Regions from separate parts of the Homo sapiens genome. Here region 1 is linked to region 2. A link is a loop called in an ENCODE intact Hi-C map of the cell type or tissue named here. Cell type or tissue: IMR-90. All regions are shown on one strand. Each heading gives the region's core, and the rest is flanking DNA. Links, peaks and the distances in the headings are about the cores only.

Region 1 (15,759 bases), core at 3,468-11,467, 47 kb before region 2:
AAAGTCTGCTGATACAAATGTTAATCTCATCTAAAAAATAGCTTCTCAGGAATATCTAGACTAGTGTTTGACCAAATATCTGGGTACTGTGGCCTAGCCAAGTTGGCACATAAAATTAACTGTTAGAATGACTTACAGTGTAAACAGCCAAAATTACGTAAGCTTAAAATTATCTGCATCAACATCCTATTGGGACTCTAAAATATCTTAAAAATTAAGAATAAATCAATTAGTGAAAATATTCTATGAATCAGCCAACTATTCTATTGCAATCATTTAGACCAAGGGTTGACAAAATATGACCTATGGGCCAACTCCGGCCCTGTTTTCATATGGCCCATGAGCTAAGAATGGTTTTTGCATATTTTAAATGGGAAAAATCAAGAGTAGTATAATATTTCATGACCCATGGAAATTATATGAAACTCAAATTTCAGTGTCCATCAAAAGTTTTATTGGAATATGGACAGCTATACTTATTTGTTTATGAGTTGTCTGTGGTTGTTTTGGACTATATTGGCAGGGTTAAACAGTTGCAACAAAGACCATAAGGGCCCCAAGGCCTAAAATATTTACCATTTGTCCCTTTGAAGAAAAGGTTTGCTGACTCATGATTCAAATAAAGCAACTGATAGAATAAATTTTTACTATGCTACTAAATTGAAATGGCATCCTATTATAGCCTGAAGAAGACATTTGTGTAGGATGACAGTAGTTTTAGTAGGTTATTTGCAACAGCAAAGGATGGTATCTACCTTCTGTAGAATAAGCTTCCACATACTCTTTTAATGATATAAACTCTATGCTTTTCCTTTGGGTAGAGTAGGAAAGAGTCTCCCCCTCCTCTGTTAACAACCTGAAAACAAATATAATCATCACATCAGATCTGAAGCATATTCTAATGTATTCAAGAATATCTGAAAACATTCAATTCACTTAGAAAGTATTTGAGAAGTTACAATTTCAAAGTGGTGTGCTGGAATGTGCTAGAATCTTGCTGACAGTCATCTCAAGAACGTGATTGCAATGAGTGAAGTTCCCTCTCATGGGTCACTGCACAATGGACCCCTGAGAAGAACCTTCAAATTTCTTAAAAGACAGAGCATTTCCCCTAAACCTGGGTGCTAAAGGCTTGTGGAGAAATGGGCAGCCTTCTGGGATAGTTTAAAGCTTAGAAGAATTTCTGAAACTGGGGTGTACTAGCTATGAAGTTTCTCTTTTGTAGTGATAATTAGCATTGAAAGACATTATTGGAGAACAGTAATATTTTATGTCAGTGATTTTCAAGGTGAGTCCAGATAACTATAAGGAATTGATCATAGTCTCAGCAATTTACAAGAGTCTTTTGTTCAGTCATTAAAAGGAATCTGTGTTACTTTTGTTTAACATACTGGCTCAGATGGTTGCATCTTTGGGACAGGACCAACTGAATACATTTGAAGTGTTTGAGATAAAAGAACTTCTCCCAGTAAATCAACTTTCTTAGAGCACGTTTCTCCACCTGTGGCAATGGACCCTGATCCAGAAAGTAAGCTCCTTGCCCTTTCTTAAAGAGACAATGCATGGAAAGTGTTTAGCTCAGGGCCTGACCCATATTGAATGCTCATTAAAAATTAATAAGGATTGTAATCTATTTTATTAATAAAATTATGTATTTGAAACAAGTGTGGGGGTGTGTGCGTGTGAAAAATTATTATTATTTATTGTCTGTAACAAGTGTAGTTCCTAGTTTCATTCTCTAAAGCAAGAATATAGAGAAAGGGACAAGGGCACTCAGAACTAGAACAGGATGTCCTCAATGACCTATTCTCATGCCTAGTGATAAGGGGATGTGGTACGATGTAAACAAATGCCACAGCAGATGCAGTAATTGAGGAAGCAAAGGGAACTGGAGAACCACTGAGCTGGGAGTTGGGAGACATGACTTCCAGTCCTGGGTCTCCTACTCACTGTAACCATGAGCAAGTCACCTTCTATCACTGGGCCTCATTTTTCTCATTTATAAAATAAAGGATTTGTACAAGATGACTTCTCTGATCTATTCTAGCCACGAAACTCTGATATACTGAGAGGTGATCACAAGAGCAGAGAGTGGTTACATTCCCATGTTTATTCAAACAGGGAGATACGTAATAAGATATATTGGAAACTGTCTATTGGAAACTGTCCAATATATCTTATTACTATTAGGTTGGTGCAAAAGTAATTACAGTTTTTGCCATAGAAAGTAATGGCAAAAACTGATTTCTTTTGCACCAACCTAATATATGATTATTGTCTGGGACACGGTAATAATCATAAAAGCTAATAGTTGAGTGCTTCCTAGGTGCCAGGCACTGTGTGAAGGACTTTATACAATTCACTTATACAAAGGTTACAACTACCCTAGGAAGAAATCTTATCCATGTTTTCCAGATAAGGAAACTGAGGCACAGTAACTTGAATAAGTGTCAAACTGCTGGGATTACAGGCGTGAGCCACCACGCCTGGCCTTAAGTATCTTGTCTATACAACTCATAAATGATAAAGATAGATGAGTGGATGTTCAAAAATTATTTGTTGAATGAATGAGTGAATGAATGAATAGGTAAAAGAGAAAACCAGGCTTTTATTGGCCCAGATATTTTCTTCCAGTCTAGGTGGGCAATGTGAACAATCAGGATAGTTACAGCTTGAGTGTCCTTTATCCTTCTTGGCCACCTGAGAAAGCAGGTTCTTCTCAGGTCAAGCAAAACCTTCTCTTGAGCTGGGTCTCCTAGACTCTGAGTCATAAGTCTATCAGAACTGCAGCCATTATAGGATGGCTCTATTATTACGACTCAATTCTTTCAGGAGTTATGACACAAAGATTGTTTTCTTTTTTGAGTATCTTAAAAGTGCCAGGTGGCATTTACTTATTTCTTAAAATGAATTATTTATTTTGCTTTGAGCAATTTGTGATTCAAGAAATTCTAAAGTTTATCATTTCTTTCTAAACCTTTTTGTGTTCAGATACTCCAGAAAGAATGATTTCCTTGTTATATCACTTGTAGCTAAAAATAAGTTTGAACTGGCCATGCTGAATATTCAATTATGTATGAGCATTTTTTCAAATTCCAGTCTCCTTATTGGTGGCCGATGGCAATAGCACTTACTTGATGTGGTCATCATAGAAGGGAGGTGAGTCACAAATAGACTGTCTTATGGAAGAAATGACTAACATTACAATATGTACCAGTGCCCAGGAAAGAGGGAAAGAGAGAGAGATGAAAGAAAAGAAAGAAAGGAGGGAGTAAAGAAGGAAAAAGGAAAGAAGGAAGGAGGGGGTAGTGAGGGGACTCAAACCCTCAAGCAGGTAACTGTGAGACTCTCTTGTCCCAAGTTCTTAACCAACTGACATTCCCAGAAAGCCTTTTTGGCTCAGCCCTTTACCACTATTCCACTTACATGGAAACCAGTAGAAGCTCACGTTATACTGCCTCAATGCGAAATGGGGTCTCTGGCCAGATTTGTATGTCATACCAAGAAATACAGACCAGTGTTAAAATGCAGGGGGTTCTTTTTCTCTGCTAAGTGAAACAGAGATCCTAGTTCAAAGTCTAGCTTAACACCTTGGATAAGACACTTACTAGGTAGTCTTAGTGTTCTCGTGTGAAATGAAGATGACACAGAGATAATGATCGTAGCCTAACAGAAGCATAATCAGGTGTTTTTTTGTTTTTTGTTTTTTTGTTTTTTTGCATGACAACTTAAGAGACATCTAGACAAACTGTTCTGAGGAAAGTGTCCAGAATGGTGAGGGGATGTGTTTGAAGAACACCCTATGTGATGTTCATATGAAAAAATCCATATGTGTTTGAAGAAACTGAACATGGCCACCTTGAACAAAATCACTTCAGAATACATGATAATTGTCTTTATTCTAAGGGCTATTACAAGAAAAAGAGATTAAGTTATACAACGTGGGTCAAGGAGAGGTTGTGATAAGAAGCAAGGTTTTGATTTATTTCAACAAAGACTTTTTCAACAATAAGAGGTATTTTTTTTAATGGTGGGCTCAGATCATGGATGGTGAATTTCCTGTATGTGGAGGTATCTAAATAAATGCTAAATGACCACTTATAAGCGTATTCAAGCTACAAATCAGAGATGTGATTGGAAGAGATTAAGTCTTTCTCCAAACTAGAAATTCTAATTTTCTGTACCTGCCCTAATTATTAAAATACAAATTACTTTATTAAAATATGAATTAATCTGTTAGAAGAAAGTTGAAAAGTTGAATGCCCGATGATGTCAATGATGACAACATGAGCAGCAAGATAGCTTTCCAAACTCCTTTTCATATATAGTGGTGCCTTGCAGTAAAAGTTGAATGAGTAAAAACACAATCTGTAAAAGCACAATACATCTTACCGGCCAGGCATGGTGGCTCACGCCTGCAATCCCAGCACTTTGGGAGGCCAAGGAAGGTGGATCACCTGAGGTCAGGAGTTCGAGACCAGCCTGACCAATATGGTGAAACCCCATCTCTACTAAAAATACAAAAATTAGTTGGGCATGGTGGCATGTGCCTGTATTCCCAGCTACTCAGGAGGCTGAGACAGGAGAATTGCTTGAACCCAGGAGGCAGAGGTTTCAGTGAGCCAAGATCACGCCACTGCACTCCAGCCTGTGTGACAGAGCGAGACTCCATCTAAAAAACAAACAAACAAACAAAAAAATACATTTTACAATTTACATTAGCACCTCAGGAATTTAGAATTATCACCCCTTAAAAATGAAATACTTAGGTATAAAGCTAACAAAATATATGTAAGATTTATATGAAGAAAATTACAAAACTTCTGGGAAAAAATCAAAGACCTAGTTAAATGAAGAGACAATCCATGTTCATGGATAGAAAGACTCAATATTGCCAAGATGTTGGTTCTTCCTATCTTCATCTATAGATTCAATGCAATCCCAATCAAAACCTCAGTGAGTTATTTTGTGGATATTGACAAACTGATTTCAAAGTTTATACAGGGGCAAGAGACCCCAAATAGCCCACTCAATACTGAAGTAGAAGGAGAAAGTTGGAGGACTGACATTACCCAACTCTTAAAACTTACTATAAAGCCACAGAAATCAAAACAGTGTGGTATTAGTAAAGGAGCAGATAAGTAGATTAATGGAACAGAACAGAGAGCCCAGAAGTAGACCCACACAAATGTAGTCGACTGATTTATAGCAAAAGAGTAAAGACAATACAAAGGAGAAAAGATAGTCTTTTCAGCAAATGGTGCTAGAACAATTAGACCTCCATATGCCAAAAAAATTACACACAAATCTTACATTTTTCACAAAATTTAACACAAAATGGATCATAAACCTAAATGTGAAATGCAAAACTATAAAACTCCTAAAAGATAACATAAGAGAAAATCTAGATAACCTTGGGTATGGTGATGATGTTTTAGATACAACACCAAAGGTACACTCCATGAAAGAAATAATAAAATGACTTTATTAAAATTAAAAATTTCTGCTCTGCAAAAGACACTGTCAAGAGAATTAGAAGACAAGCCACAGACTGGGAGAAAATATTTGCAGAAGACACATCTGATAAAGGATTGTTATCCAAAATATACAAAGAACTCTCAAAACTTAATAAGAAAACAACCCAGTTAAAAAATGCACCAAAGACCTTAGACACCTCACCAAATAAGATGTATATATATGGTAAGCAAGCATATGAAAAGATGTTCCATATCATATTTAATCTGAGAAATGCAAATTAAAACAACAATGAGATACCACTACACACTTATTAGAATGGCCCAAATCCAAAACGCTTATTATGGAAAGGATTTAGGGCAATAAGAACTCTGATTCATTGCAGATGGGAATGCAAAATGGTACAGCCATTTTGGAAGAAAGTGTGGCAGTTTCTTACAAAACTAAACATAGTCTTACCATATAATCCAGCAACTTATTTCCTCAGTATTTATCCAAATAAGTTGAAAACATAGGTCCACACAAAAACCTGCACATGGATGTTTATAGCAGATTTATTCATAATTATCAAAACTTGGAAACACCTAAGATATAGGTGGCTGGATAAACTGTTGTCCATCCAGACAATGGAATATTATTCAGTGCTAAAATGAAATGAGCTATCAAGCCATCAAAGACTTGGAAGCAACTTAAGTACATACCACTAAGTGAGAGAAGTCAGTCTGAAAAGATTACATACTGCATGATTTCTAGTATATGATATTCTAGAAAAGGCAAAACTGTGAAGACAATAAAAAGATCCATGGTTTCTGGGGGTTGGGGAAAGGGGAGGATACATAGGCAAAGCACAGGATATTTTTAGGGTAGTGAAGCTATTCTTTGGAATACTATAATGGGAGATACATGCCATGATATATTTGTCCAAACCCATAGTATATACAATGCCAAAAGGGAATCCCAATGGAGATTACAGACTTGGGCAATAATGATGTGTCAATTAGGTTCACCGATTATAACAAATGTACCACTCTGGTGAGAGATGTTGATGGTTGGGGAGGCTGTGCATATGTGAAGGCAGAAGTATATGAGAACTCTGTACTTTCCATTCAATTTTGCTTTAACCAAAAACTGCTCTAAAAATAAAGTCTAAAAATAATAAACAGCAACTATCACTGTTGCTTTTGCTAGAAAAAAAAATCTGTGCAAAAAGAGAATTAGAGCTAAAGCTTTTAGCCATCAGAAAGAAATTGCCTCACTTTTTTCTGACCCTCTGCCCATCTATATTTTAGAATTTTGTTGGAGGAAAAAAAAATGGGAAGATGAGAGAAAGGGAAGAGCAATCAGCATTTGCTAAAAAAAAAAAAAAAAAAAAAAAAAAAAAAAAAAAAAAAGACTAGACTCAATCTCCCTATACAAAAAAGGAGTCATGGCTCTTATCTTTGCCCTCTAGTCCCATAGTGAGCAGTTATAGGACTCAGAAATGTGCCTAGAGGGTGACTGTGAATATTTTCCGTATCTGATGGGGAAGAAAGCTCCAGAGCACCTAGGGCTCAGCAACCCTCACTTAGAATTCCCTGCTCAGTACCAAAGAAATGAGACCAAGAAGGCATTCTATAGAAAGCTGGGCTAGTGATTGGCCAGGCACAGTGGCTCATGCCTGTAATCCTAGCACTTTGGGAGGCCAAGGCGGGCAGATCACTTGAGGTCAGGGGTTCAAGACCAGCCTGGCCAACACGGTGAAACCCCATATCTACTAAAAGTACAAATATTAGTTGAGCATGGTGGTATGCGCCTGTAATCCCAGCTACTTGGGTGACTGAGGCACAAGAATTACTTCATCCCGGGAGGCAGAGTTTGCAATGAGCTGAGATTCCACCACTACACTCCAGCCTGGCGACAGGAGTGAAATCCTGTCTCAAAAAAAAAAAAAAAAAAGGCTTGGCTAGTGATGATTCTTAGATTATCGTAACTCTTGAGTTACTCAGCCTGTCCATGTTGGTTTTAAGTAAATATGCATTTTAGACATATGGTCAAAATATGAACACACACTTTAGTGCTGGAAGCATTTTTTTATTTCAACAGATTTATTCACCATTAAGTAACCCATGTGTCACCAGCCTTGTCCTGCAGTCAGAGTTCACATTCACCACAGAATGATGCATATACTTGGAATTACTCAACTGGGGGCATTCTTTAAAAAAAAAATGACATTTCATTTATATTGTGTCCAAGGTTTTTTTCTCACTTAAAATTTCAGACTATTGCTTCTTGATGGCCTGTTGCATAATTTTGCTTGCTTGGTTTACCTAGAAAAGTACATCAAATAGATTGGATAGTGATCTCCATTACATTTTCAACAAGTTTTTATTCTGAGGATGATTAAGAGTATGACCTAATGTCCTGTCTGACCATTTGATTGGGAGGTCAAACTGTTAAATATAATTCCCAGGAGCTCCTCAGAGGCAACAACTTTAATTACAGAGAGATAAGGAAGGAAAGGAACCTCAGAGACCCAGCTCTGTTCTCCTCATGGAATAATCACCACCAACTGCAGAAGTCCAAGGAAAATCCCCAGGATTACACCAGAGATGTGTAAAAAGAGTTAATATATAATACAAAGGGTTAAAGCAGCCTTCATTCATATTTTCCAAATGAGGAAATATGTGGTTAAGAAGTAGTTCAAGCTGTTCAAGGAATCCAAATCTACGAGAACCCAGAGTGAAGAAATACAGAATATTCCTTTAAGATAGAGTAAACTATGACGAGGAATGAAAATCTAGTAAACGCTCATGATAACAGAATTATGGTGTTCTGGAATATTAAGCCAATGGTCCAGGAATTCTAATCTCCCTCCTGTGTGATTACTTGCAATCCTCTTCCATAAGAGTGGACATAAATAGCACATAAACAGAGTATCTGAGGAATGGAGAGGCAGATGAGAAAAGAAAACTTATGGTGAGGTCCTTCCCAATGGCACAGAGACATGCTTTATCATCTTCTATGTGAGAGTGGAGGGTAAAGTGAGGTGTGGGGGTATTGATTTTACATCATCCCTAATGCAGTCTGCACAGGACCTGGGACGGCCTTGACAGAGGTGAGAGGGTGGGAAAATGACAACCTTTTAGCTCCCATTTAGTGTCCCAGTGGAAAGTGGCTCCCAGAGGTCTCCTAAGGAGGTTGTCTTTGAGAGGACAGCTCTCATCCACTCCAGCTCTTCCCAACTAAAGCCACAGAGAATCTTTCAGCTTGCTCCTATTCCCCATCTCCAGAAGGAAAAGAAATGCAAGATCTCCTAGCTGAGATTAGGACATAGACAGTCATGCAGAGATGGATTCAGAGTGAATAAAATCCCATCAAATTTTTCTCTGTCTCAAGACTTTTCTCCTCCCATGAGCTAGCAGGGCAATTTTACAATGTCATGACTACAACCACATGGCATTTGATACTCCAGAAGGGAAGCAGTGGGGAAGATGGAGCATGGAAGTCAAGAGTTCAGCCAAGACATTCAAAAGTGAGAAATACTTCCCGGCTGCCCTGAACCTCTTTGAGGAGCCAGTGGCTATCAACACCTTGGGAAGTTCTAGCAGCTTCCACACAAGAGGCCCCAGCAAAAATTCCCTCAGTAAATCAAGGGCCAGTCAACAGTCACTTAGAGAGCACTTGTTCCGTGTCACTGGGCTAGGCCACGTCACTGCTCAGAAGCCTGTAGAATACACAGCTATGAAAAATGACATCTCAAGGCTGTAAGTGTTAAGTGGCAAAGGGCTAATACAGAGGTCTGTGTATTTTCAGAGCAGGAGACAACCAATGAGAGACTCTTGAGTTCCTATCCTTCAATTTCAGGCTAAGTGGGTGCTCCAGTGATCTCTTTGGCCTTGTCCCAAAGGCTTAAGATAGAGATGCAAACCCGGTCTACATTATGTAAACCAGGATTGTGTGCTCACTGCAAAACCGGTCATGCAAAGTCTATAGCAGTAGATGTAGGCAGTGTTCTGAACATGGCAGTGATTAATTGGAGGAGAGGGGAGGCAGCCGAGAAAGGACGTTTTCTTTACTGATTCTTCTTTTTAAAAATATTTATTTATTTATTTATTTATTTAGAGACAGGTTGTCACTCTGTCGCCCAGGCTGGAGTGCAGTGACATGATCATAGTTCACTGCAGCCTCAAACTCCTGGGCTCAAGGGATCCTCTTATCTCAACCTCCAGAGTAGCTGGGACCACAGGTGTGCACAACCACACTCAGCTAATTTATTTATTTATTCTGTAGGGATGGGGGTCTCACTATGTTGCCCAAGCTGGTCTCAAACTCCTGGCCTCAAGCAGTCCTCCTGCCTCAATCTCCCCAAGTGGAAGGATTATAGGTGTGACCCACCTATAATATAAAGGTGAGCCCAGCCTTTATTAATTCCTAAAGACCACCTGCCTTTTCTATGAACCTATTGTGGTTATTAGGATCATAGAACTAAGTTAGCAATGAAAAAGACAATGGTAACTTATTGAGCACCTAACTGTCTGCCCAACTTCAGTGGCTAAGATGAGAGAAAAAATATAGGTATTTGAGGAAATTTTATAGTCTAACTTGGAACTTACAATCTAGTTTGAAACATTAGATGAACATACAAAAGAACTTGATAGTTGCAGGGGAAGGGGGAGTGTATGATGTAGTGTTTGAGGCTGAAGAAGTGAGTGGGTTAGGGAGTAAGACATGCTGAGAAGAGGGGCTTGGGTTAGACACACAAGATTGGGTCATATTTGGGATCTGGCTGCCTGACAAGGTCAAAGTTAAGGAATTTTTGTGTGTGGTGCATAGAGCAATCGACCTAAAAGAATAGATGTTTTGATATTGAGAAGTAATTGCAAAAAGAGATGGCAGGACTGTAGTTAGGAAGGTGGGTTTAAAGTCAGATTTGGATCCTAATTCTATTTCCTTGTAGCTGTGCAATATTGAACAAGTTTTTTAACTTCAGAGTCTCAATGGCCTCATGTATAAGATGGAGCTACATGCCTGTGAGAAATAAAAGAGACAATCTGGCCGGGCGCAGTGGCTCACGCCTTAATCCTAGCACTTTGGGAGGCTGAGGCGGGCAGGTCACCTGAGGTCAGGAGTTCAAGACCAGCCTGGCCAACATGGCAAAACCCCCTCTCTACTAAAAATACAACGGGCATGGTGGTGCATGCCTGTAATCCCAGCTACTCAGAAGGCTGAGGCAGGAGAATCACTTGAACCCAGGAGGCAGAGGTTGCAGTGAGCCAAGATTTCACCACTGCACTCCAGCCTCAGTGACAGAGTGAGACTCCATCTCAAAAATAAAAAAATAAAAAGACAATCTATTTTAAGTGCCTAGCACAGTGCCTGGACTTGTAAACTTGCAACAAATACAGCTCTTATATTTTTAAAATTTCTATGAGGGTAGGACCTGTGTCTGTCTTGTCTGTCATCATTTCTTAACACAGCACATAGTATGTCAATGTACATTTTAAAATGTATGAATGAACAGAAGACATGAAAGAGCAAAGAAACACAAGTGAGCATACTCGTAATAATCTTATCACCAAGAGGACCAAGTTTCTTTAATCCAGCTGCCACATTTATTTAGATAGAGTTTTCTTGGGAGCATTTCCTCCTTGGGTCATGGGAAAAGCAAGCAAACAAAACCCCAAGAAACTGATATCTCACTGATGGCATTACAATTACAAAGAGGATTATCCAAAGTAATTATGTATGGTAACGTTATCATGTTAAAATAAATCCGATTATTCATTTGTAAAAATTCAATGAGTGTTCAGGTTTCTCTATAGGAAAACAACAAATATCTCTGCCCATTATATAAAGCTCTAGCTAATTTGTTCAGGCACATAATAGAGAGTGCTGTGGCACAATTCTAAGAACATTATTTTTTTTGCTGATAAATGATGCCCCAAAATTATGATTAATCACAATTGCTTAAAAATTGACATAACATTCAATTCAGCAGGTTAGTTTATTGTGACATAAGTTAACTGGATTTTGGTGATTTAAGTCTGACTCTGAGCATGCAGTTGGAATATTTTATGTAGCATCTGACATAGAGATAAATGGATTTTGTCAGGAAGCCAAGAGAACAAGTATTAATAATATTCTCTTCACACTCATTGAGGGCTTCCTATGTGTCAGGTATTTGTAAGAGCTTGAATGGTATTCACTAATTTAATCTCCACAACTCTATAAAGTAGGTAATTTATCATCCTCATTTTACACATGGAAGAAATAAGGCACAGAGCACTTAGGTAACTTGCCCAGGAGCATCCAACTAGCTCAGCAGCAGAGCTGGGATTCAAAGTTCTGGCATTCTGACTCCTGAGTTCACACTCAAGGGCTCACCAGTACTGTCCCCAGCACTGTGTTCTGATACTGCCCCCCAGAACTTAGTCTCTATGGGAGGGTTGTGGAGGGAATGGAGGAGTGGAGAGGATCCACTAGAGTGTGGATCCTTATCCATCTTGGTTCTGAGGAATAAAACACCGCTTTGAAGGAAGCCAGGGCTGCTGGAGAGAGAGAGAGAGAGAGAGGTTTCTAGGTCAGTTTGTTATCAAATGTTGGTTCTTTAGAATCTTGGGGATTTAGTGATGCAGATGCTTGGGCCCCACATGCCATAGCATTTAATTCAATAGGCCTCTATGGGACACAAAGCGACATTTCTAATTAGCCCCCCAGATGATGCTAATATAGATTGTCCCCACAGTCACAATTTAAAAAACTTCTGATTTGCTTTACAACTCTCTCTCTCTCACACACACACACACACACACACAGATAATAAATGGGATTTAAATTTTTCCATTATAATTTAAAGAAAAATAACAAAGACCTTCTTTCTAGGTGATTTATACAGCATGTAGACAAAGTTTAGGTCTTGTACTCAAACTTTTCTGAGAGTCCTATATTCATTTTCTATCGCTGTGGAACCAATGGCCATACATTTAATGGCTAAAGACAACATCCTTTTATTCTCACGGTTTTTTTAGGTCAAAATGTCTGAGTGGGCTCAATGTGCTCTCTGCTTAACTCCCAACAAGGCCAAAATCAAGGTGTTGGCCAGACTGGACTATCATCTGAAGCCTCTGAGGAAGTGTCTCTTTCCAAGTTCATTTAGGTTGTTGGCATTCAGTCCCTTGCACTTGGAAAACTAAATCTGCATTTCCAGGCTGACTGTTGACTGGTGTTACTATCGGTTTCCAGAGGCTGTTCCATCCTTGCTCATGATGCCCTCCATCTTCCAGCTAACAACTATGTGTCTTGTCCTTCTAGTGTTTCTGTTCTCTTTGACTTTCCCCACTGCCACCAGCTGGAGAAAGTTCTCTGGTTTTAATGGGCTCATGTGATTAGATTGTGCACTTCCAGATAAACTCTCTTTTTGATTAGCTCAAAGTCAACTGATTAGTAACCTTAATCACAGCTGCAAAATTTCTTTTGTCAGATACTGAGATAGAATAGAAATGGGACACAGCTCCTCTTTCACAAATTTTTTTTCTTTTTTCTTCTTCTCTTGTCCCACTAATCACGAAACCCACACCACTACCTCACTGGCAATATACCAATATTCCTGCTAACCCTGAGGCTTTAGTTGTACAAAGCAAATAGCCAGTCTTCTGTGCTCTCATAATGTTTAACCATGCCTTTTACTTAAAGAATTTCAGGAACTGGCCTTTGGAAATCTAAATATCAAACCAAGGTTATGGAGTGTCCTACTTCAGGAAGGAATGTTCAACAGTGATTTGCAGCATGGTTGCTGCTGGCCAGACCACCAGGTGGTCCATTACTCAAGATAACTATTGTGGCTGGGCATGGTGGCCCATGCCTGTAATCCCAGCACTTTGGGAGGCTGAGGCCAGAGGATTGCTTGAGCCCAGGAGTTTGAGACCAGCCTAGGCAATGTAGCAAGACCTCATCTCTACAACAACAACAACAAAAATCAAAAAATTAGCTGGGTATGGTGGCACATGGCTGTAGTCCCAGCTACTCTGAAGACCAAGGCAGGAGGATCAGTTGAGCCCAGGAGTTCTAGACCACACTGGGCAACATAGCAAGACCTCATCTTTATAACAAAAACAATAAAATAAAAAATTATCCCAGTGTGGTGGCACGTGCCTGTAGTCCCGTCTACTTGGGAGTCTGAGGTACGAGGATTGCTTGAGCCTGGGAGGTTGAGGCGGCAATGAGCCCTGATCACAATGCTGCACTGCAGCTTGGGTGACAGAGAAAGACCCTGTCTCAAAACAATAATAGCCATCACAACCAGATATGCTCACTGCATACCCTATCCCTCAGATGGTTTGCCCAGCCAGCCTGCATACTTTACCCCTTATGTCAATTCCCACACTTGGCCTAATAAATCCTTCCTGGCTTTTCTAGGGAGTCAGCTAGAGAGTCCTTGCATCTCTACTGTCTCCCTTGTGCTCCAGCACAAGCCCTGAAATAAAAACCTGGTCTGGGAAATTTGCTTGGCCCCAGGTTAATTTTTATTACATGGGGAAAACCAAAGGGCCTGTGATCTGTAACAGATTCTCTGATGAGCTAGCCAGGAGCATGATATGTGGGGAGCATTTTCCTCCCAGGAGTGGGAGGCTTGTGAGTTAGTGAAACAGCCAGACACATCTCCTTCACGGCTGATGGGCGGCCACCTGAACCATTGGCTCAGCACCACTGCAACTGGCATTTTCCTTCCAGGGGCTTCTCACCAGTCCCCAACCTGAGACAATGCTTTCCCTCACCTCCTGTCCCCATCTGTGGTATCTTTCTTTTTCCTTCTTCTACCTTCCTCCTTCCCTGCTTTCACTTTTCCTTCCTTCCCTCCTTCCTTCCCTCCCTCCCTCCGTCCCTCCCTTCCTTCCTTCCTTTCTTTCTTGATGGAGTTTCGCTTTTTCACCCAGGCTGGAGTGCAGTGGTGTAATCTTGGCTCACTGCAAGCTCCGCTGCCTCCCCCCGCCCCCACCGGCTTCAAGTGATTCTCCTGACTCAGACTCCCGAGTAGCTGGGATTATAGGTGCCCACCACCATGCCTGGCTAATTTTTGTATTTTTAGTAGAGACGGAGTCTCACCATGTTGGCCAGGCTGGTCTTGAACTCCTGACCTCAGGTGATCCACCTGCCTTGGCCTCCCAAAGTGCTAGGATTACAGGCATGAGCCACTGCGCCCAGCCTGCTTTCACTTTTCATTAACTTCAACGGCTCAGCCTGAATAGACATCTATACAGGATGGATTGAAATGGCTGATTGGTTCGGCTGGTAGGAACCTCTGTCTGGCACTCTGACTTTGGCTTCTATAATCTTCTTTATGTCTTCTAAGTATTAGGTTGGTGAAAAATTAATTGCAAATTGCATTTTTTGCCCTTAAAAGTAATGGGAAAAACCACTCCAACAGCACCTTCTTTTGCTCTTCCACCAACCCAGGGCTATTTTCTCCTCAGAGAAGTGGCAGATGGAAACAGGGAAGTTACAAGGGTGCATGTTGCTTTTTTGGCAATGGATCTAGGACTGTGTAAAGGAAAATTTGGTAGATTTTCGAAGAATCCTGATAAGTGTATTATTTTTTATTTTTATTTTTTCTACAGCAGGGTCTTGTTCTGTTGCCTAGGCAGCAATACAGTGGCCTGATCATAGCGCACTGCAGCCTTGAACTCCGGCTTTGAGCCATCCTTCTGCCTCAGCCTCCCGAGTAGCTGAGACTACAGGTGTGTGCTACCATACCCAGCTTATTTTCAATATTTTTTTGTAGACACAGAGTGTCTCTATGTTTCGCAGGCTGCTCTCAAGACTCCTGGGCTCAAGCAATCCCTCTGTCTTGGTCTCTGAAAATGCTGGGATTACAGGGATGAGCCACCATGGCCAGCCTCTGAGTTTAGAGATAAATTTTGTTAAACTAAATTTAGCATTTTCATTACATGGCAGGATGTTATGGTCATTCTGGCACACTGTTGCACTACTGATGAGAAAGAACACATGTTTAAGAAGGTTAAGAAATGTGCAGATGGCCAGGTGGCCACCAACCTCTCAATATGCTGTCATTTATGTAAGGGGAGATGCAGTCCCAGCACAAGATCCCAAGTGGGACTGCAATGTAGATAATGCTAACTTGAGCCACTTGGTCACTTGCCTGACTGAAGGAATGAGGTAATGTATAGTAAAACCTGTTAACTATGACAGGGTCAGAGAAATCACCCAGGGAAATGAGGAGAGCCCAGCAGTCTTCCTCAATTGAGTCACTGAGGTCCTTAAGAAATACACCAGTGCAGGCCAGAGTCA
Region 2 (15,759 bases), core at 4,962-12,961:
TAATTATCATGACGCTCATCAGAGGTTTCAAACCAAATAAACATCACTGAAAGATAGGTTCAGGTTTAAACATCACTAATCAAGCAGAAAGATGGTCAACAATTACCCTGATCTACCACAAACAAAAAGGGATGCAAAACAATTAAGTGAAACTAAACCAAGTCAGCTCATTTTATCTGGCGTTCCTTTGGGATCCTGCATTGCTGGTAAAGATTAGGACCAAAGAATGCAAAACCATGCTGATCTTAAACCATTCACTGCAGACAAGTCAACAACCTCCAAGAGTTGTGTTTGTGTGTTGTTGGGATGTGTGAGGGGAGGAACAGAGAGATCAATGCAAAGATCTTCCAACCATCTGGAGCAAAACCTGGTTGCAACTGCTTGCCCTTTTCTATTCACAATTAGAAGTAGGTTCCACAGGACTATGCTGTACTCTGAAGTTTTTAAAACATTTTGCCTAGGTATTTCCTTGTGGTGATTGCAGAAATGCTCTCTGTGAGTAGTCTTCATAATCTCCTAGTTTTGTGAGAGTTCTAGGTCTGATAAAAACCTGTTTCTGGGCCGGAGATAGAACTGGAAGGACAGTTTGCAAAAGTGCCAGAACTCCACAAGTTGTGAAACCTCATCTCATTCTTCTCATGCCAGCATTCCCATGTAAATCAGTGATTGTTTGCCTCTAGGAAGACAGGTCCAATGGATATAGCTCAGCTTTGCTGCAGAGAGCTCTGGGGCTAATATACAGAGGTGGGAACTTATGGGGCCAGCTGGTTAACAGAACTGCAGAAAGAAGATTGTGCCTGAGCACTAACTCAGGCAATGTCAGGGTTACTGGTTATGGTGGTGGACCATGGGCCTTCCCTGGTTTGCATTATGTCCCTGGGCAAACATACTGGATGCAGTCTATCTCTTAGGCAAAAACTACCTAGCTGCTTACTTCTCCAAAGGACAGTTTAGTGTAGTGATGACAGCGTGAGCTCTGGTGCCGAAACTGCCCTTATAACTGTACCTTAGGGATCTAATAAAATCACTGCCTCAGTTTCCATATCTTTATTTTTATTTGCCTTTTCTTGAGATGGAGTCTTGCTCTGTTGCCCAGGCTGGAGTGCAGTGGTGTGATCTTGGCTCACTGCAACCTCTGCCTCCCGGGTTCAAGCAATTCTCCTGTTTCAGCCTCCTAAGTAGCTGAGACTACAGGCATGCCCACCACACCCAACTAGTTTTTGTATTTTTAGTAGAGATGGGGTTTCACCACTTTGGCCAGGCTGGTCTCGAACTCCTGACCTCAAGTGATCTGTTCAGCCTCGGCCTCCCAAAGTGCTGGGATTACAGGTGTGAGCCACTGCGCCCCACCAGTTTCCACATCTTTAAAATGCAGACAATAATAGAATCAGTGACAGAAGATTTTGATAAGGCTTAAATGTGATAATACCTGAATAGTGCTTAGAATAATGTCTACATGTACCAAATGGTCAATAAATATTTGTTATTCTTTATTTGTTGTTCCAAATTCTTGGAAAATTATCATCATCCATTAAAAGCTTATAGGAATATAGCTTTCTTGGCATTATATCATGAACAGGCCTCTATTATTTTTGTTGTTTGTTTTCTTAATTGTTCTGTTGCTCAGGCTGGAGTGCAGTGGCATGATCATGACTCACTGCAGCCTCAGATTCTCAGGCTCAAGCGATCTTCCCACCTCAGCCTCCTGAACAGATGGAACTACAGGTGTGCACTACCACACCCAGCTAATATTATTATTATTGTAGAAACAGATTCTATGTTGCTCAGGCTGGTCTTGAACTTCTGGGCTCATGCAATCCTCCTGCCTCATCCTCCCAAAGTATTGGGATTACAGGTGTGAGTAACTGTGCCCACTGCCTCAGAAAATAGAGCCACAGGCCTCTATTTTCTTTCTTTCTTTTTTTTTTTTTTTTGGAGACGGAGTTTGACTCTGTCATCCAGGCTGGAATGCATCTGCATGATCTTGGCTCACTGCAACCTCTGCCTCCCGGGTTCAAGCAATTCTCCTGCCTCAGCCTCCCGAGTAGCTGGGACTACAGGTGCATGCCGCCATGCCCAGCTAATTTTTTATATTTTATTAGAGACAGTGTTTCACCATGTTGCCCAGGCTGGTCTTGAACTCCTGAGCTCAGGCAATCTGCCTGCCTCAGCCTCCCAAAGTGCTAGGATTACAGGCGTGAGCCACTGTGCCTGGCCCACAGGCCTCTATTTTCATTAAGAAATGCATTCCACATTCTATTAGAATCTTTAACGACTTAAAAAAAAACTAACAACTTTTAAAACCTGAACTCTGAGATTTTTCTACACAGTATGGACTGCTGTTTCCTTTAAACACAGCTGCTCTTCAAGGAGATTGTGGACTCCTTAGGCTGGGGCCCCTTACACTGTTGCAAACTTTCCCGATGTCACCCAGTAAGAAAAGCTCAACAGAACATGATGTCACTAGTGGATAGATTTGAAGAGAGTTATTTTTGCCTCTCTAGAATTGATCAGGCTAGGCGCCGTAGTTCACGTGTGTAATCCTAGCACTTTGGGAAGCTGAGGTGGGAGGATCGCTTGATCTCAGGAGTTGGAGGCTGTAGTGAGCTATGATTGCACCACTGTACTCCAGCCTGGGTAACAGAGCCAGATCTTGTCTCTAAAATAAATAAATGAAAAATAGAATTGATCACAGCTGGGTTTTAACTAGGTAGCCTCTCAAACATTTAAACAATGAGGTAAAAGTAGGACAGACAGTAATCAGAAGCACAGCTCTTCTCTAAAGGAAGTATATGCATTCTATTTTCTAGCAACCATTATTGGGTGATTTGATTTAGAGACTCAGTCACCCCCTAATGTCTGATTTAAGCACAATGTTAATGACACCAATGTCAATTCTGCTATTTATTTTAGGCTGTTCTATGACATGGTGTCCTATCCTTAGCTATCAATTTCACAAAGTTATCTTTCATGGAAAGCAAATAAGATGAGACAGGGTGGATGGTCCAGCATAACTACATCCCAATTATTGAAGATAAAAACTAAAATAATCTTAGGTATCATTTATTACCTCTGATGTGATGGGCTTGTTATAGATCCTATTTACTCTTTTCATCAGTTCTATGAGATGGATATTGTCATTCTGTTTTATCTGTGGATAAACTGAGTCCCAGGAAGATGAAGCAAATGTTTCAGGGTCATAGTGGTATTAGGTGGTAGAACTGAATTTCAAACCAAAGTAAAACTTACTTTTAAGTCTAGTTTTTTCCCAACTCCCAGTGCTATTTCTCTAAGTCCAGTTTTTAAAAGAGGAAAGTAAGGTCAACCTCATATCCAGAGGAAAAAAAAAAAGTTTTAAATTAGCATCCTCTGCTGGCATGGGTAGTAGAATTATTTTTATTCCACCATAAAAGATATCTTGGCTCAAATCAAAACACTTTCCAAGTCAGCATTATTACCTGTCAAATTGGTTTGATACCATATTACTGAGTGAATATCTCCCAGTTCTTAATAAACATTAAGTAACTCTTACCCTTGCCGAGTTAAGGGAGATAAACAGGGTTTGCTCTTCAAAAATAAAACGAGATGTTGCTAGCATTGGAATGACAGACACTCAAAGGAGTCAGCTCATAAGTCCTCGGGAGATTCAAATCCATTTTCTAGAACAGGGACTTCACAGCATGAGCCAGTGGCCCCACATCTGCTGCTGGCCCCTTGTCCTTCCTTTGTTCATGCTCATGGGGACAAGAGATGGGTCAGAGCAGCTGCAGCTCCTGCCATCGCTATTTGTTGCAAAGGGAGCTGCAGAATTGAGTGGTGTTAGAACACGCTTCTCCACCCCAAATCCCAGGTTTGATCCTATAGCTCTTGATTGGTCAAGGAGACTGCCAACTCATATTGCCTCAACAGATACTGATTTGGGGGAAAACCTAGACTGGGCCCCTGTGTGTTACAACTTTCCAGACCAAATAAGACATCCAAATCACATGGATAATTTTTCTTGATATTTTTGGAGATAATCATGTAGCTAGAAGGTTCTCTTTTTTCTATTTGTACATTTTTGAGTGGCCTACCCAAGTATAAAGCTAACTAATCTATGAAAATGGCTTTTATTTCAAAATTGGGCAAAAATGGTGTGATTCTGTCATGGACACAGGAATCAGACATTTCTTCCTGCCTTGGGAGAAAATTCCAGAGACCAACAGCTTCAATCAACTTTCAGAATTTGTGCAAGTTAAAACTAAGACAGGCTTAGTGAAAAGGTAATATACACGCCCAAAAACCAGGGCTTTAACATCCATTTACTGTTTTAAAAACTTTTTTTTTTATTCTTCTTGCCTCAAACAGTCCCCCACAATGGTTTGGAGACTGGCACACTTTCACACCTTCCAAGATGTAACCCTAATTCTCTAAGCAGACCTGCCTATATACGTCAATCAAAACTGAAACTGAAGGAAAGGTATCAGGGCAATTCTTTGTTTTAGGGATATCTTATCGTATGCCTATCACTCACAGTACAATATGAACTTTACCCACACTTGTTGAGCTTTGTTTCACCTTACCTTACAGTTAGGTGACTGTTGCTATATTTCAGGGAGACCGGGGGAACAAACTGTCATTTTTTCCAAGCAATTTATAGGCTTTTCTTTTATGGTTACCTTGAATCTCATGACTGATCATGTAATTATCCTGAGTTGACTTCTGAGAATTTGAGAACCGACTTGTGATCTGCTTGAAACGTGGCCCAGGACTTTCTGCTTATACAGCCCTGCCAATTAACATAACATCAGCTTTATTTTACTGTTTGATCCTGATTTTTCCTTTGCCTTAATTTCTTTGTCTAATTTTGCCCTATACTACATACACTTTGTGTACATATGTACACACACACACACACACACACACAATAGTTTATTTTTTGTCAGCCACCACAAATCCTTTTTATAGGAAAATCTTTAAATGGTGAAATGAATTGTCCCAGTTGGTGGTGGTCTGTTCTTTATATTCTGATTTTCTTCAAATAAGATGTTGGAGTCCCTTAAAACTGAGAAGAGACAACTGATTTTATTTAGAAGCATATTCTCTGCCCTGTGTCCTGGTGTTTACTTTTCTTTTTTCCTTTCACTTTACTTTTGTACGCAGCCGTCTCTCTATTCTCCAGCCAGTCACCCCACCCCCAGGCAACATGCAGCAGTACTACTTAACAATACCTGGTCTACCAGGGATTCTAACCTATAACATAGTATGCACTAGAAAGCCCCAGACACAGCCCCACATCCCCAGGACACAGTAAATTGTATAACTATCTGCTCTCTGGTTTGTTTCAGGGAAACTGACAGATCTTTATGAAAAACTTTGCAGAGAGTGGTATGCTGAAAAGAAATAATCACATAATCACACACGGCCTCCCCCAAGGAGCATTTAGGGCCCTATCATTAATCTTTGTAACACTCCTATGAAAGAGGTGGATGGCATGTTCTCTCAGGCCAGTGTTTCATAGGTGAGGGGACAGGGCAGGCCTGGGCTTGCACATGGTCTAGAAGGGAGGAAAGAAAACTCAGCACCCTTGAGGCTCCCACCAGTCAGCCCCAGCACTGACATCTCCCATGCAGCCCGCAGCCTGGGCAATGCAGATTTTGTCTTTTACAGGAGTATTTAGCTTTTTGGGGGCAGGTATCCATATATGGCCATCCATAGCTCTTTCCGGCTTGGCAGTGCTCCCCGGACAAGCAACTCCTCACTGCACCCCATGCTGTCAGTAGCTGGCAGTAGGTTGAAATTACAGGCCTCTAGGCAAAGGTTTTTCAGAAGGTTTCGGCTCCAGATCACCTCTTACAGAAATGTATGAAATGCTCTGACCACCCACCGTTGGGATTTCCTCCCTGTGCAAACCTGAGCTGTTTGCTGGGCCCCAGCAACTTCTCTAACCCCTTATTCTCATAGGCACTCAGCACCAGGAGCTGAAAATAAAAAGGTGGCAAAGTCAGCTCTGATGCCAATCTTCTGCCACACAGCTGTGTATAATGGTTTTGCTGTTATCATTTTGCAGCCTGAATCACTTTCCCTGAAATGCTGCAGGTCTGCACTTGTGGCCTAGTAACTATTTAATGAAACTGATAATTAATCTCCTATACCACGCTCTGTTACTTGTAGAACTAACGTCCACAATGCAACAGTAGAAGAATAAAATGCGTAAAGATGAGAAAAAAGACAGCAAGTTGTCAAGATACAGTAATTGGTAAGGAATTAAAAATAGAACCTCCTACCAGATTACAAGATGGCCTCTCCCTTCCAAGATGGATATCAAACACTTTTTTGTCACAATCTGAAGAGATACAATTATCATAAGCCCCAGAAGGGGTTTCTTCCTCATGTGCTTAGTGAGGTCTGTCTTTAGGAACCCAAACAACTGTTATAAAGTGGATTCCTATATATCTAGGAAGTGAAAAGCTAGAAGGCTAGAAGGCAAAAACTTAAAGTTCTGTGCAATACAATAATTACGTTACAAGTAATAATGTTTACAGGGCACTCAACATATGCCAGGCATGATAAACAAAATGCTATAGAAGCATTGCTTCATTTAATACTCATAAAAATTGATGAGAGATATTTCCCCATTTTACAGATGAGAAAACAGAGTGTCAGAAGTAAATTGCTTCAGATCACTCCTCCAGGAAACCAAACAGCCTGAGTTTGAATCCAGTTTTTTCTGACCTCATGGTTTTTTTTTTCTGACCTCATGATGATCACTCTCCAGTTTTGCAACATCCTGAAATGTCTTCTGAATTATCAAATAAAAATTAACTCATTTGTGTTAAGTAGCAGTGTCATATTTTAATATCAAGTGGGTGGTCTTCCGAATATGTAAGTTTTGTAAAATAAGCCAACAAAAAACACACCTCACAGAACTAAGAAATCAGATGCTCAGATTGAAGGGATATTGTGGGAACCAAATAAAATCTTGAATATGAAAAATCTTAGGAAAAGACATAGCATTCTACGGAAGAATGACAATGTCATTGCTATCAAAAATATCAGTGTGGGCTGGCTGCTATGGCTCACGCCTGTAATCCCAGCACTTTGGGAGGCCGAGTTGGGCAGATCACTTGAGGCCAGGAGTTTAAGAGCAGCCTGGCCAACATGGTGAAACTCTGTCTCTACTAAAAATACAAAAATTAGCCGGGTGTGGAAGCATGCATCTGTAATCCCTGCTACTTGGGGTGCTGAGGCAGAAGAATCTCTTGAACCCGGCAGGCGGAGGTTGCAGTGAGCCAAGATCGAGACACTGCACTCCAGCCTGGGCGACAGAGTGAGACTCCGTCTCAAAAAAAAAAAAAAGTCAATGTGTATGTGATATGTGTGGTAATTCTCAGTTGACCAGCATATTCTGTATATCAAAATATGTGCTTACCTAACCAATTTACACACCGGTCACTTGTGAACAAGCCACCTTTTTACCTCGTTGTCCTGTGAGATGCAGAACCACGCATATTTTAGAGCTTAGGCATTAGAACTTTTCCTTTTTCAACTTATTTCTGGGCCACATCCACGTCCCCAGTTTCTCTGGAAAAGGCTGAGAAAACTCCTAAAGCGCAACAAAGTGTTAAGTTGCTGACACACGAATTACAATTAGGGTCACCGTCAAGGGAGCCGATTTACGGCCCCCCTCCTCCGTTTTCTTGTTACCTATCAACGCGGCTGCATACACTAGCAGGTAGCAGCACCTGTAATTAATTTGCCCCCACGTGTCTCATTTGATGGGGGGGGGCGTTTCCAGCTCTGATGTGCGCGGCGTGGAAACAGTATTAAAGCCGCTCAGGACAAGGAGATGTAAGGCTCCCAGAAAGACCTCCTTACTTGTTCCGAACTCGAGTTATGAAGAAGACAGCGCATGGTTTATTGACCAATGAAACAACCAGAGAACTTTCTTCTAAAGGTTTTAAGGAAGAGTGATTACACTATATAAATAGCGCTATTTCAGGTTTGAACAATTTGAGAGGCCCGTTGTAGCCTTTCAACTCCTCCTTCCTCACATAATCTAAGAGAAAAGAAGACTAAGATAGTTGCAAATCTCAGGGTAGGTCCTCACGGAGGAAAGACGAACACTGGCCTGACCCTGGGCTTTAGAAACCCATGGACAACAGGAAGGAAGCTTATTAACCCCTCTCTTCCCCCTCCCTCTTCTCCCCGGTGGAGAATCAGCTCCTCCTCCTCCCGGTCGTGAGACCCTGGTGCAAAATGCAAACAACCGCCCGCTTTCCCCACCCTGCGCGCTTCTCCCAGAGGAGGGAGAGGGAAGAGGCGAGGGCGCAGCCCCAAGCCGAGTCCAGCAAGTCTGTCAATCGGACGTGAACGTCCCGACGAGACAACTTGAACCTCAGGGCCCTCGCGCCAGCCGGACACCGCAGGTACCCCCTTTACCTGCTTCTCTGCTGGGTTTGCATCCGATACCCCAACTCCTAGCCTCATTTTCCCCCCAGCCCCATAATATTCCGGACCCCTGCTCCCCGTGCAGGTGGTGCAAACGCCCCTGCTCTCCGGCGCCCCCTGCCGGGAAGAGGGAAGGCGGCGGCGGCCGCGGAGGAGCAGGACGCTTGGTCCGGACGGAGCTCGGCGCTGGGAAGAAGCCGGGAGCTTCCCTGATGGTGCCGCCGCCTCCGAGCCGGGGAGGAGCTGCCAGGGGCCAGCTGGGCAGGAGCCTGGGTCCGCTGCTGCTGCTCCTGGCGTTGGGACACACGTGGACCTACAGAGAGGAGCCGGAGGACGGCGACAGGTAAGCGCTGCAAGCCCCAGCGGAGGGCGAGCTCCTGCTTGATGCGCGCCCGGCTCGCGGGGTGCGGGCGGTCCTCCCCGGCGCCCACTCCCACAGCGATCCGCACGCCCTCACTTCTCCGGGGATAAGGAGAGTGCTCAGCTGTCCTGGGCGACACTTCCCTCCGCTCCCGGGTATCAGCCTTTGCGCCCTGCCATCCGTGGGTCGCGTCAGGGATACCCTTCGCCCCGCGTTCCTGCCTCCCCCCGGGTGCCACACTGGCTGGCACAGCTCGTGAACCCCGCTTCCTTTCTCCTGGAGCTGGTTCGCTTCGTCGTGACCCTCGCGTGGCTCGTCCCTGTGGCCGGAGTCTGCCCCGCGTACGCGTTTGGGGACCAGCCCCTGCCCAGAGCGCCGGGACGGGGAGCCTGGCGATCCCCACGCGCCAGGGATTCCCCAGCGCGCGCTGCCCGCCTCCGCTCTCCCGCTGAGAATCGAACATTTCCTCTGCACTTTTTCATAGAGAAATCTGCTCAGAGAGCAAAATCGCGACGACTAAATACCCGTGTCTGAAGTCTTCAGGCGAGCTCACCACATGCTACAGGTAAGCCTGGGGGCTCTGCGGGCTGTTCGCCACTGCGCACCGGGGCTGGCTGGGGAGGCGGCGCTGTAAAGGAGGGGTTTGGAGACGCGCTTGGGACCGGAGCAGCTTTTACGCTGGAACCTGCTGGGTGCGTGCCGCGCGGTGCGAATCTTTGAGGGTTGGTTGGATCGGAGTCAGAGCAACACTGAGCAACTGACTTTGCGTCTAGGGTGTGTGCCCTGAGATCCTGAGGATGGTTGCCGCTCCCTGAAATACTTGTGTGGAAGTCTGTGAAGGAGATTGGATTGGATTTTGGGTGTAAACAGTGGGGCATAGCAAACACGGGTGGCTGCTTTCGTATTTGTGTTTTGTTTTGAAAGTACAGCGTCAACAAGGCAATTCTTGGCACTTGTCTGTCTTCTGACCTTCTGTTGGGGCAGAGTGTGGCTGTCACGGCCTCTGGACAAAAAAGTAGGGGGAGGATTGTGAGTGGTTGTGTTGAGTGAAAACAAAAAGATTGTTGGGGCAGAGGAAAAAAGTCTTTCTAAAAATGTGGGCCACAGATTCACCTGGGTATTTGTTAAATGAGTGACCCGGGTGCTTGTTAAAACTAAGCGTGGATGGGGCTAGGGAATCGGTAGTTATAAAATGTTCCCCAGGTGGTTCTTGTCTCTGAAAGGAGAGAACCACTGTTCTGCTTGCAGCCTTTTGGAGATGAGGGTTGATTTAGGTTTTTCACCATTGAATTCTTGGTTCTGTTCCAGTGCTCTCACTGGATAGGGGAACATGCACCCATAAACGTTTATTGGATATCTGCGTTTTAGAGGCGCTGTACAAGGTAATGTGATCATATGCCCACACCTGACTGTCTCTGGAGACTCACATGCTCTGTTCGGGTTGCCAGGATAAATACTGAGTAGTACAAGGTAACGCAGCAGTCCCTAGAAACGAACTTGAAAGAAAACAATGTTTTATTCCTTATAAGGTTGTAGCCTGTGAATCAATCATAGCGTTTCTTGCAGGTGAGAGCATTTCATATACCCAAAGGTTCAGACCAAGTGGTTCCACGGCTGTCAGTTTATGGGTGCAAAAGCACCATCAGTTACATCGCGTACTTCTGCTCTTAAATCTGTTGTTGGCAGTGAAGGGACAATAATCAGGCAAATCAAGTCACTCCTTGGGCTTAGGAAAGGCTCCTTTCTCTTGGCGTGTGCGGGGGGTGAATGCTGAACAAAATGAGAGAGGTAGTAGAGGAGAAAGGAGTATGTTCAATTGGCAGGTTAAGACTTAAAGAGGCTAACTGGGTGAGCAAGGTCACCGAGCTGGTGAAGTGACCTGGTGGTGCTGGCAGCAGGATTGCTTGCCTGGTTCCAGCCGTGTCTTTCATCCACACGACCACAGTGTTTCTTAGGACACATTGTTTTCCTATCAGCACAGTATAAAGCCTCGAATTTAACATGGGAAATGTCTCTGAGATGGTTTGCTCATTTTTTCAGTCCCTGAAGGTCGGACTTCACATAAATCAGTGACAGTTACAGAATGCATGTTAGATTTTCAGAAACCATTTGGTGCCTGATTGTTTGTTAATGCCATTACTGTCATCTTTTCCAGACTTCTTAAAGCAGTGTGGTGTTTCTTTTATACTCTTTGAACAGGAGACACTAGCAGCACCTTGGCATGTGTTTTCACTAATAGCTACTCAAATTGCTATGAGATCTCGCAAAAATGACATTTTATATCAAGGAGAATAAAGAACTTTGTTTAAAGGAATGGGAAACGATGCTTTCAGCTTGAAAGTGGTGTTGATCCTTGTGTATATGAAAAGATCTTAGATTTTGTTTTTAGATCTATTTTCTCTATGGAAGTCGAGAGTTCTCTGTATTCCGTTGGTCTTATCCTGTTTCTATAATCTACTCTTCTTGAATCCCAAGAATAGAGGATATTATTTTCCTTAGTTTGTGACTTGATTGTCCTAGCCCTTTATACCCTCACTACCTCAAGTATCATCTGGAAACCAGCCGCACAGCATGATTTTGGGAGCTTGTTGGAATCCTGGGCCTCTGCCCCCAGATCTCTTAAATCAGAATCTGTCTTAATGAGAGATGCATAAAATCTTGAAGCACTGCTGTAAGAAACCAGTGTCCTCATCCCCAGGACGCATGCAGACCTATTTAGACAGATCCTTAAAGGAGCATGGAGGCCTTTCAGTTGACCAAACAGTTAGCTCTCCTACCTCACTAAACTAAAGGTTAAACTAAAGTGAGATAAAGAACCAGCATTCCAGGAAGCCAGTCTTTAAAGGTTACTTTGAATTGAGCTGTAAGTAATACAGCATTACTGATGATGGAATGTTCTTTGACTGTATAGAATTCTCTTTACCAGGTGGCTGTTGGTGAATGGTTTTCAGCACAAGTGAAGGAACTCTGGAAGCCACTTCTGAACTTGAAGTGTGTTTAAAAATGACTTTAAAAAAGTTACTAGGCCGGGTGCGGTGGCTCATGCCTGTAATCCCAGCACTTTGGGAGGCGGAGGTGGGTGGGTCATGAGGTCAAGAGATCGAGACCATTCTGGCCAACATGATAAAACCCCGTCTCTACTAAAAATACAAAAATTAGCATGGTGTGGTGGCACACACCTGTAGTACCATCTACTTGGGAGGCTGAGGCAGGAGAATAGTTTGAAACCAGGAGGCGGAGGTTGCAGTGAGCTGAGATCTCGCCACTGCATTCCAGTCTGGTGACAGAGCAAGACTCTGTCTCAAAAAAAAAAAAAAAAAAAAAAAAAAGGCTTTCCTTTAACAAGAAATATTCTCGTGTGTAGGAAACACTAATAAAACAATTTTCACTGAGGCTGTGGAATAAACATCCTAATCAACCCTTGACTTCTTAATTAAGAATCTATTGTGCATCTATTACGAGCTCAGAAAAGTCCTAGAAAATGTTTGAGTATAAAACGATAAAATACAATCTCTGGTCTCAGTTTGCAGACTTGATTTTATATCCAGGACTTTGAAACTGTGAGCAATAAGCAATGGTGTATGATTGAGTTCAAAGTCATGTAGTTCATATGCTGTATTAGTGATGGGGAAGAGAGACAAGCAGCTAGAAATGGCTTTTGGGCAAAAGAAGATTTAACCATGTTCTTCAAAGTGGTTCTTTTTTTCCCCCTTTTTTAAAGTGTTCACTTTTTGTCAACTGGTCTCAAGTTGGTGTACAGTTAAGCCCTGGCTGCCTCCACCCACTCTCAGGGAGACCAAAAGCCTTCACACATCTCAAGTTGGGGGACAAAAAAGGGGGACCATGAAAGCTGGTCACAAATGAAACAAAGTTTTAAGGAGAAGATTTAAAAAATTTTGCATTACATAATTTACATGAAAGCAATGCTAATGCTATCACCTCCCCTGTGTGGACTCCAGAGAGGACTGAGCCATTCTTCTTAGAAGTAGGGTGGCATTTAGGAGGGCAAGGGACTTCCTGCAACAATGCATCTCGCAATATTTGGAATGATTATTTAAAAAAAAGAACAATGTACAGTCAAAGTCCTTGGCCACATTGTAGAGCTTTAGGGTATGCTCGCTCCAACTGACTGCCATCACCTTCACCACAGAAAACAAGATGAGATAGGTTTGGCTTTGCGTTTTTTGTTTGTGTGTGTGTGTGTGTGTGTGTGTGTGTGTGTGTGTGTGTGTGTGTGCTTTGGCTTGACAAAGTGGTTCTTTTAACTGTGTGTTAAATGCTTTTTAAAAACTCGCTGTGATTTTGGCTTTGGGGTTCATGGAACTCCACGTGGAGGCTAAGTGGTAGGGATGCCCCAGGTGCCTCTCTGCCCTGCCGGTATTCATCTGTCCAGCCCGTGCTGTCTCATGAGGCAGTGTTCTTGCTTAGGGCAGCTCAATGTTCCCATGGGAAATAGTGACATGGGGGATGTAAAACACCCACTTTTCTTTGAGATAATACAACTGTGTTGCCAAGTCTTGTGAGAATGTGAAAATTAATGTGATGTTTTTGCAAATGTGTTTACTTGGAGTGCTTTGAAGAGCAAGGTCCTTTTAATTAGAATAGTACTACCAGATTGATAGCATTGGGCTCTAGGTAAGGACACATTTGAGGAAAGACTGTATAATGCACTTCTCTGGCAAGTCACCAAGTTCCCATGGCGGGGGAGTGGGCTTCGATAATGTCAAAACACATATAAAATAATATAAACTCTTTGCTCCAGTGTGAATCCCAGCTCTACTACTTGGTGGTTTTGTGACCTTGAGCAGTTTTAATATCTGTGCTTTAATTTTCTCATCTGTAAAATGAGCATCCAATTGGTACTTAAACTATAGGGCTGCTGTGAGGATTGTGCCTTAATACATGTAAAATGCTTTGAAAAATTCACGACACATAGGAAGTGCTATGTTAGTAATACCTCCCATCGTCATCACTACATCTTGCCAAGTCTGCATGTTGAATGTTTTAGATGCTCAATGGATGTTTGTTGAATTTTGTGAGTCGTATGAACTTCATCTTTTTGAAAGAGCAATTTGAGACCACAGCCAGAAACATCACTCGTTTGCAGATGCTATTTTCAAATGTAGGAGAGCCCAGAAACCTAGTGCCCTGGGGAAATTAGAGTATCTTTGTTTCCTGCTACCTCCCTGACTAACAAGCTACTCTACTCATGACCATAAGAGCCAGTGGAAGGCATAGCCTGAACTAGAACTTGAAGTTACACCACTTTCATCCCTTCCCCAGGATTATGAAGGGTCTTACTGGCAGAAGGAAGACTAGAAATCAGATCCTTAGCCCCAGGCCCATTCTGATTTCTCTCTCCTCTGCTTGTTTCCCTGTCCTGTGGCTGGCATAGCTGAGGCCGGGTACTGAGGGCAGCTCTGTGAAGACTTGGCTCATTCAGGGCATGTAGTTCAGGGAGGAAACAAAATGAAAGTTGTGAAGAACTCTAGCTGGGCGCGGTGGCTCACGCCTGTAATCCCAGCACTTTGGGAGGCCAAGGCAGGCAGATCACGAGGTCAGGAGTTTGAGACCAGCCTGGCCAACATGGTGAAACCCCGTCTCTACTAAAAGTACAAAAATTAGCTGGGCATGGTGGCACACGCCTATAGTCTCAGCTATTCAGGAGGCTGAGGCAGGAGAGTCACTTGAACCTGGGAGGCGGAGGTTGTGGTGAGCCAAGATCACGCCACTGCACTCCAGCCTGGGCAACAGAGCGAGACTCCATCTAACAAAAACAAACAAACAAACAAAAAATCTTGTGAAGAAGAGAGCAGGGGCTAGTTGGAGGTGGTTTTGTGCAGAATGACCTGAATGACACACCTTGCATGCTGAAGGCAGCTTCTCCTCTCCTGTGTTAGGCCATCTCTAGCATGGGCTGTCAACCCTCTGAGAGCATGAGCCATCTGTCCTCATTCATGACTATATCCTCAGAGGCTAGCTCCATGCCTGGACAGAGAGGTTGTTCAATACATATTTGCTGAATGACAGAATGACTATGTTAAAAGTAAACAATAAGATTTAACTGAAATCTGTTAGGTCTTCAGGAACTTCTCTTGCTATCCAAATGTGCTTTATTTAAAATCTGAGCTAGGAAGACTCTTCTAAAAACCAGAGATTAACTGGACCTCTGAGAAGCTGCCATTATTTTCATTGGTTCCAAGTTAGATCCGCTTAACTTTAATTGCTAATGTGTAACAGGTGCTAGATTCTGGCAGCTATAGCTAACTCCTTGAACTTGCCATCTTAAATAACACCTGAAGAGGACATGTGGGTTCCTGCCTGTGTGTTTAATTGTGCCACAGACACTGGCTTTGGAGTAGAGGATCAAGGTTTTAAAGGGGGTCCCCCGCCTTCCCACAAGAACAGGTGTTCGAGGGAGGGAAGGTTCTGTATCACTTCTCACTCACTCTCAGAGAAACAATACGGAGTAATTGGAAACAATTTTAACTCAGTAACCACAAAAGGCTGCTCTTTCACTGGTGTGTCCTTTGAGATCAGATCCAGTTGCTACTCTGGTTGCTGCCCAACTTCCTATGGTTAACTTCATCCTTTGTAAGTGAAGCTGGGGTGGGTGCACCCGGAAAAGCCAAATGCCTCTTTCTTGATTCTAGATATTCTATCTTCTCAGGAGAAGGCTTGCATTTCAATCAGCAGCTTTCCCAAACCCTGCTGTTCTCCTGCTCAGCAGGACCGGAGCTCCTTTTGTGAGTTTAGAGGGTCTGCTGGCATTTAAGGCATTGTTGAGTATCTAGAGAACAAAGATCACATTCTGTTTTAGATTATTGCTTTTATTTGCGGGATGAAAAAGTAAACAGCTATAACATCTGCAGTTCCTCTTCTGCCAAGTGAGGTCCTTTTTTTCTGCGAAGCTATTGACTCATTTTAAATAGTGTTTTAATTAGCTATTGACTAATTTTAATCTTATG

The links. Peaks named below come from ENCODE experiments on the same cell type or tissue, not always from the same donor. Only the 100,000 strongest peaks of a DNase experiment are listed, where the experiment ranks them.
Region 1: it touches region 2 in a loop (2.3-fold over the local background); 5 of 110 quality-filtered maps call a loop at or near these places.

Annotation. Positions count from the first base shown.
Region 1 is chr18:59,736,182-59,751,940 of GRCh38, reverse strand. No RefSeq gene overlaps it. Among named protein-coding and RNA genes, the nearest start is that of CCBE1, 47 kb to the right of the region's middle. In IMR-90, for the core only: no CTCF peak of the experiment used is centred there; DNase peaks (open chromatin) are centred at 7,530, 8,170 and 8,900; H3K27ac peaks cover 1,255 bases.
Region 2 is chr18:59,690,226-59,705,984 of GRCh38, reverse strand. It overlaps CCBE1 (collagen and calcium binding EGF domains 1), which reads left to right and starts at 8,562. Exons shown (of 11, transcript NM_133459.4): 1 at 8,562-8,773; 2 at 9,276-9,356. The coding sequence starts at 8,643. It also overlaps the pseudogene ACTBP3. In IMR-90, for the core only: a CTCF peak has its summit at 8,553 (motif pointing left); DNase peaks (open chromatin) are centred at 8,264, 8,594 and 9,464; H3K4me3 peaks cover 2,523 bases; H3K27ac peaks cover 1,702 bases.